Linked DNA regions of Homo sapiens: region 1 is linked to region 2. Evidence: chromatin contacts called from ENCODE Hi-C or POLR2A ChIA-PET data. All regions are on one chromosome and are shown on one strand. The core of a region is the stretch at or near the end of the contact, and the rest is flanking DNA. Distances in the headings are between cores, read along the strand shown. Region 1 holds the start of IST1 (IST1 factor associated with ESCRT-III). Region 2 holds the start of MARVELD3 (MARVEL domain containing 3).

The links. A loop is a pair of places that touch in the nucleus more often than their neighbours do. ChIA-PET counts read pairs that join two places held with the same protein, here RNA polymerase II (POLR2A). Pooled maps may share reads with other maps.
Region 1: a loop to region 2 is called in a pooled map, with 2.1 times the contacts of the local background. The contact joins the promoter of IST1 here to the promoter of MARVELD3 in region 2. A Hi-C loop is called at or near these places in 1 of 37 single-sample maps with no recorded cell type and 3 of 50 pooled maps. POLR2A ChIA-PET finds 5 or more read pairs at or near these places in 4 of 52 experiments (Caco-2, H1, WTC11 and 1 more).

Annotation. Positions count from the first base shown.
Region 1 is chr16:71,894,011-71,898,009 of GRCh38, reverse strand. It overlaps IST1 (IST1 factor associated with ESCRT-III), which reads right to left and starts at 2,479. Exons shown (of 10, transcript NM_001270975.2): 1 at 2,421-2,479. It also overlaps a transcript of ZNF821 not described here. RefSeq lists enhancers at 2,222-2,411, 2,139-2,704, 2,582-3,091.
Region 2 is chr16:71,624,834-71,628,309 of GRCh38, reverse strand. It overlaps MARVELD3 (MARVEL domain containing 3), which reads right to left and starts at 2,126. Exons shown (of 3, transcript NM_052858.6): 1 at 1,614-2,126. The coding sequence starts at 2,080. RefSeq lists a silencer at 1,256-1,305.

The DNA.
Region 1 (3,999 bases), core at 1,230-3,729, 270 kb before region 2:
AGTCTAAAACCTTGTAGTAAACGCTGTCTAATATTCCACTCAGTAATAATTTTTTCTTTTTGAGACGGATTCTCACTCTGTCGCCCAGGCTGGAGTGCAGTGGCACGATCTCAGCTCACTGCAACCTCCGCCTCTCGGGTTCGAGCAAGCAATTCTCCTACCTCAGCCTTTGGAGTAGCTGGGACTACAGGCCACACCAACACTCCTGGCTAATTTTTGTATTTTTAGTAGAGACAGGGTTTCACCATGTTGTCCAGGCTGGTCTCAAACTCCTGACCTCAGGTGATCCACCCGCCTCGGCCTCCCAAAGTGCTGGGATTACAGGCGTGAGCCACCGTGCCCGGCCTCCACTCAATAAGAATTTTCTTACCAATTCTCCAAACTTTTGACCATCTGTACCATATAAGTAATGCTGAAATAAGTGTTCATAGGCATGTTACTTTTCCTGTATTTGGAATGACTAACTATACTACCCTTTCATTTTTCTAGTTTTATTGTAAAACCCTGGGACTTGATTCTGATTATCTTACAAGAACCAGAGCTTAAATCAAACAAACTAGAGATGGAGATTCTGGAGCTCCTGATAATTTAGAAGCCAGAGACATAAGAACAAAGAGGGAGAATGAAAAAGTATTTGGACAAAATAATAATACTATTTTAAAATAAGATATACGAAACTGGATGACTTTAAAACGTAACACTAACACTGGGGATTCAAAATACTTCTAATCCCAGCATTTTGGGAGGATCACTTGAGCCCACGAGTTCAAGACCAGTCTGGGCAACATTAAGAAACTCTCCCCTCCCGACCCCGACCAAAAAAAAAAAAAAAAAAAAGCCAGGCGTGGGCCTGTAGTGTCAGCTACTACTCCCAAGGCTGGGGCGGGAGGATCACTTGAGTCCTGAAAGGTCGAAGCTGCAGGGAGTGCACTACAGCACTCCAGCCTGGGAAACAGAGTGAGACCCCCGTCTGCAGAACAAAAACAAAAATAAATACAAAAAAAGAGGAAGTGTTTTAATTTCTTTTTTTTTTTCTTTTTTTACACAGGGTCTCACTCTGTCCTCCAGACTGAAATGCAGTGGCACGATTACCGACTCACTATAATCTCCACCTCCCAGGCTCAAGCAATCCTCCTACCTCAGCCTCCTGGACTATAGATGCGGGCCTCCACGCCTGGCTGTTTTTATTTTTGTAGAGAACGGGATTTTGCTATGTTGCCCACGCTGTTCTCCAACTCCCAAGCTCAAGTGATCATCCCACCTAGCCCTCCCCAAGTACTGGGATTACAGGGGTGAGCCACCACATCTGGCCAGTTTTATCTTCTAATGACTATTACCAAGTCCCCCTATCCCAGAAGTTCTGAGGAAGCAAATTTCCCACAAACTATTGGCTTGTAGGTACAAAAGCCAAAAGGCTTCTACTGGGAAAGGAGAGGGAAATATATACATATATATTTCAACTATTATTAAATTAGAAAAATACAGACATAGGAAGGGTATAGATAAAACAAGATTAGGCATGAGTTGATCGTGTTTGAAGCTGGATGAGAGAATTCATTATACTCCTGTCTGCTTGAAATTTTCCATAATAAAAAGTTAAAATATTACACATAATTTTAAAATTCAAGTTTCCCCTAAAGATCTAAGACCAGACTTTAAGTTTACTACGACAGACAGTGTCTTTTGTAATTAACCTACAGCTCCTGGGTCCCGACCCTCCTCAAAGTTTATGCTGTTGAGTTCCAAGAGGTCACCTCCAGCACCCCGGAAGAAGAGCACCGAGAAAAACAAAGAGGAGAGGCGCAAGGATCCTTCCAAGACCTCTCACTACACACGCAGGGATCCGAGAAAGCGGGCAGAGGCCGCTCCTTACTTCAGCGAAAGAAATTGTAATTTTCTCAGGCCAAAGTGGACCCAAGTCCGTTCCCCCAACCCAGGAACAAGCCCAGGAGGCCACCCCGCCCGGTGGAAGCGGCCCGGACTGGAGGGCATCCGCCTCTCGCGGCACTGGAAGCTCTGACCTTCCCGAAGTCTCTCCGGGCCAGAAAAGACGGGGTAGGGGTGTCGCCGAGGAGCCCTCGCCGAGGCCGCGGCGTTTCCGCCCCAAGGAAGACACACCTCGGGGCAGGAAGACTAGGGGAAAGTTAAGGGGCTTCGAGGATCCAGGACCAGAGGCCTCCGACCCGCTCGCGGCCCTGCCACGCCCCCCACCCAGGCCTGGGCAGCCTCCTGCGCCGCGGGCCCTCGAGGGCCTGACCTCCGGTCTGACCCCCACTTCCACTATCCTTCCCTTTCTCCTCAGCTGCCCCCTCCGAAGTCGTTTGAATCCCGGGCCCTAGCGCTAACTAGAGACCGCTAAATCAGGAGCGCAGAGAGAAGAGGAAGACAGAGACCTCTGACGCCGAGGATGCCACACTCACCTAACCGAATCCTGCCGTGAACGCAGCAGACACCGACTTCAGGGTTCACCATCCAAAATGGCGACTCCCTCGGCCTCAGCACAACAAGCGCGGGCGGAGGGATCCACGGGGCCGATATAGCCACGCCCTCCTTTCCAGGGATTGGCTGCGCGATCGCCGCTGCCGGGACCCACGCGCTGACTCGGGGCACCCTCCCTCGGTTTCCTTTGGAGTCGGCGCGGCCGGGGACTACTTCCCGCGGCGGGGGCACGGCAGACGTTGGGGGAAGCGCCACGCCGACTGAGTCAGCTGCTGGGGGCATGCCCTTAATTTCGCTCTGGGCGCGGGGAGGCCAGCCACAGCTGTTGATTCTCGGACTCTGCGCCCACGGCCTCACCGCGCCCAGTGCCTTGGTTCCGGATTCTTCCATAACCGGCTGCCAGTACCGCCTCTCTGACGCCGGGAGTTGCTCCCTAAGATCTGCTGCCGCCTTTCGCTGGACTTTCCCCCTGGGTGGAGCGGCCGAGGGGGTTTCGAAGCCTGCGTATCCCTGACTCTTCACCCAGCGCCTCCGTGTCCCTCTACGGGCTCTAAGCGTTCCCCCGCCCCGCTTTTAAGCCGTCCGGTTGCCCTTTGGACCAGCATCGCTCCGGTCTGTGTGGTATAATTCAGTAGTGTTTCCTCAGCACCACAGTCTCTGGCGATTTCCCTAATTTATCTCGGTATTCAGAGAAAACTTTTTCCTTGGTTACCTTTGTTTTTAACTTGAAAACCATTATCGCTGCTTAAGCCTGGAAGGGACCTTCCCAGCACTTTGAGAGGCGGGGCGGGAGGATCGCTTGAGCCCGGGAGTTGCAGACCAGCCTGGACACCATAGTGAAACCGCATCGCTACAAAAAAAAAAAAAAAAAAGTTAAAAATTAGGGGAGCAGCAGTGAGCACTTGTGGTCTCAGCTACTCGGGAGGCTGAGGCAGGAAGATCGCTTGAGCCCAGAAGGTCGCTGCTGCAGTAAACCGTGATCACGTCACAGCACTCCAGCCTAGGCTACAGAAAAAAAGAAAAAGGGCCGGGTGCGGTGGCTCACGCCTGTAATCTCAACATTTTGGGAGGCCGAGGCAGGTGTATCACCTGAAGTCGGTAATTCGAGACCAGCCTGGCCAACACAGAGGAACCCCGTCTCTACTAAAGAGGAAATTACGCATGGTGGCGCAAGCCTGTAATCCCAGCTACTCCGGAGGCTGAGGCAGGAGAATCGCTTGATTCTCGAGTTACAGTGAGCCGAGATCCGGCGATTGCCCTCCAGCCTGGGCAACAAGAGCGAAACGTCTCAAAAAAAAAAAGGGAAAAAAGAAAAAGGGGCCTCCAGAAGGAAGTCATCTGCTCCCTGCTGTGGAGGCTGCATCTAATGCTTGTACCGGGGCAGTCATATGACAAGTAGGAGCTAGCCCTTATCATAAGATGTTGATGTGAATTTAGAAATACTGTATCTTTATAAACGTTTGCAACATTTCAAGATAAAACCAGGTTCCATGCCAGGCGCGGTGGCACATGCCTGTAATCCCAGCACTTGGGGAGACTGAGGCAGGTGGATCACCTGAG
Region 2 (3,476 bases), core at 877-3,376:
GCCCGCTTCGGCCTCCCAAAGTTCTGGGATTACAGGTGTGAGCCACCGCGTCCGGCTCGGACAGTGGTTTTTAAAGAAACCTAAAAATGCAGCTCTGAATTCTCCCAGGTCCTGCAGTTGCAAGTGCAATGGGCTTTAGTCAGGGAAACAACAGCTGTTTCCCTGGGCGAAGCTTTGACTGTATCTGGGCGCACCCTTTGTTATGCTAGTTAGTTTTAGATAATGTAACATAAACTCAGGATAGGAGCTCTCCCGCTGTGTGGACATAGCAGGGAGACAGACTGGACTCAGCCTCCAAGTCCCTGGGAGAGGGGAGCCTGACTCCTCCCTAGAGGAGAGGCCAGGTGTCAAAAACCAGAAGCAGTCGTCACCTCGGACCTGTCTCCTGTTGGAGCTGGCAGGGGAGATATCCCATCTGCTCACAGTTCACCGTGTGGGGCACATTATCTGGGTATTCAATGGATGGAAAAAACACCAGGTCCCTAGGAGGCGGTGTGGGGACCAGGTCCCCTCTTGTCTTCCCTTCCCCCCCCACCCTCCCCTAGCTCACAGAGTCTTCCAGTACACCCTGAACCTTTCTCCTTACAAGGGGCCTATGGGAATTCTGTGCAAGGCAGAGATGGCAAAGTTTTTTCATTAGGAGGGTGCGGTCTCAAGCAGCCGTGGGATTCGAATGACGCTGCCTAGAGAGACCTCACTGGCAAAAGGGAAAACAAACCTGTACCCTTCAGTGGGAGAATTTTACGTAGACTTTGTTCTTTGGTTAAAAATGTAGCGTCTCCCATCTGACTTTTTTTTTTTTTTTTGAGACGGAGTCTCGCTTTGTCGCCCAGGCTGGAGTGCAGTGGTGCGATCTCGGCTCACTGCAACCTCCGCCTCCCGGGTTCAAGCGATTCTCCCTCCTCAGCCTCCCAAGTAGCTGGGATTACAGGCATCTGCCATCACGCCTGGCTAAGTTTTTGTATTTTTAGTAAAGACGGGGTTTCACCATGTTGGCCAGGCTGGTCTCGAACTCCTGGCCTCAGGTGATCCGCCCGCCTCGGCCTCCCAAAGTGTTGGGATTACAGGCATGAGCCACCGCGCCGGCCCACCTGTTTCTGAAGGCACCTATTCCTGGGAGGGGTAACACATTAAACTATTAACTCTTCATCGGGCTTCCCAAGTGGGCGGCCCGGCCACAAGGAAGGGGACTTTGGAGTCGGGAAGGGCTGGCTCTGGAACACGGGACAAGGGTCTGAACCCCAAGGCGCAGTCCTGTGACCATGCGGGCCGGGCCGGGGAGGAGCCTGGGGTGAACCCCACCCGCCTGGTCTCCTCCCACCCCTCCCTCTCGGGTCCCGGGGCCTCTCTTTCTCTTCTCCAGGTCCTCCAGCCCAGCCACTGCTCACAGGGGTGGTTTTTGCTTTGTTAGTTGGGTTCAGGCCACGAGAAGGGGGAACCCTAAAGTTTTCCTTCCCTGCCAGGTCGCCTCTGAGAGCGCAGAAGGGAGAAACGGCATTTGTTCATTTAAACGGGCTCCTAGGACGAGAACCCGGGGACGCCAGGGCCTCGCGGGCCGGCCTGGGCCACAGGTGTCCCCGGCGCGGAGGTCGCAGCGCCCCGGCCCCTCTCACCTTTCGGGTCTGCGGCGCCCGGGGTCTCCCTTCCTCTGCGGCTGCGGCGGCTCCGGGGCTTCCCAGGGCGCGGGCCCAGGAGGCGCGGCTGCGTCCCAGGTCAGTCCCCGGGCTCCGTCCCGCGTCCGGCTTTGGCGCGGTTTTTCCCAAACTCCGTGTTCACCTGCGCGAGGGCCCGCGTCCCTGTGTGTGTCCCGGCGGGGGCCTCGGTCCGGGTCTCTTTCCCTCTCTCTCTCCCTCTCCCGGTCCCGGTTCCGGTCGCGGTTCCCGTCCCTCTCCTGGTCTCTCTCCGGGTCCCGGTCCCCGTCCCTTCGCCGGTTCCCGTCGCTGCTTCGCTTCCTGCGCGGGTCCCCGGGTCGGTCCCGCGGTCGATCGTGGGTGCGGCCTTGGTCTGGGTGGGGGCGCCGTCCCGGGTCCCGCTCTCTCGGCCGGGCCCGGGGCTCGCGAGCCCCCGACGGATCTTCCATGGCCGGGTTCCGTGTCCCCGCCCGGGAGCGACCTGAGGGCAACAACCAACAAGTTTCTTGGGCAGGTGGCCAAGCCCGGGGGCGGGGCGGGCACTCACCTGTGCGCATGCGCGCTAGTCCGGGAGCTCACCTGAGAACGGGCGCCCTCAGGGGGCGGCCTGAGCGCGTCTGGGGCCCGGGCGGGAGGGGTGCCTGTGTGCTGGGTGGGGGCTGGGGTGCTGCTGCTGGAAACCCGGGCGGGGCGACCCACAGCCGCACCTTTCTGCCCCGAAGTAACCCCTTGGTGACCCCACGAGGTGGGCGGCCTAAGGGAGCCAACTGTGGCCACCTCCCCTGGCTCAACTTACACTGCAACTTGGATTTACCTTCCCAGAGGTACCCATCCTCTCACTCACTCAGCCAGACACTCATTCATTCACCCAATCACCCACTACCCGCTCATCCATTCACCCACCCATCCACCCACTCACCCACCCATCCACCCACTCACCCACCCATCCACCATCCATCCACCCATCCACCCACTCACCCACCCGTCCAACCATCCACCCATTCAACCACTCACCCATCCATACACCCGTCTATCCACCTATCCACCTACTCACCTACCCATCTAACCATCCACCCATCCATCCATCTATCCACCCACTCACCCACCCATCCACCACCCATCTACCCGCCCACTCACCTGCCCATCCGCCCACCCACCCACCCTCCATCCATCCATCCACCCATCCACCCACTCACCCACCCATCCACCCACCCATCTACCATCCGCCCACTCACCCACTCACCTGCCCATCCATCCACCCACTCACCTAACCATCCACTCTCACCCACCCATCCACCATCCATCCACCCACCCATTCACTCATCCACCCATCCACCCACCCACTCACCCACCCATCTACCAACTCACCCATCCATCCACCCATTCATCCACCCACTCACCCATCCAGCCACCCACCCACGCATCCACCCATCCACCATTCATCCACTCACCCATTCATCCATCCATCTGGCCACTAACCTACCCACACATCCACCCAGTCACCCACCTTCCACTTCTCCCTCCACCCATCCACTGTCCCTCTTTCTCCCTTCTCCTGTTTTCCTTATAACACCTATGTTGTAAGGGGCTTGCAGCCAGTTCATCTATCACAATAGTCCTGGGCTTACAAATAGCCCTGTTTTTTAAAATGGGGACTTACACAAAATTGGCAGCTTTTAATTCTGCCAAGTAAGGATATTACAAAATATATACAATTGCCATCTGGTAATTAATTCTTTCAGCAAATATGTATGAGCACCTGCTTTAGCAGGTACTGGAGATATAGTGGAAAATTTGCTTGCAGGGTGATTGCATTCTAGTGTGTCAGGAAAAGGGAAAACAGGT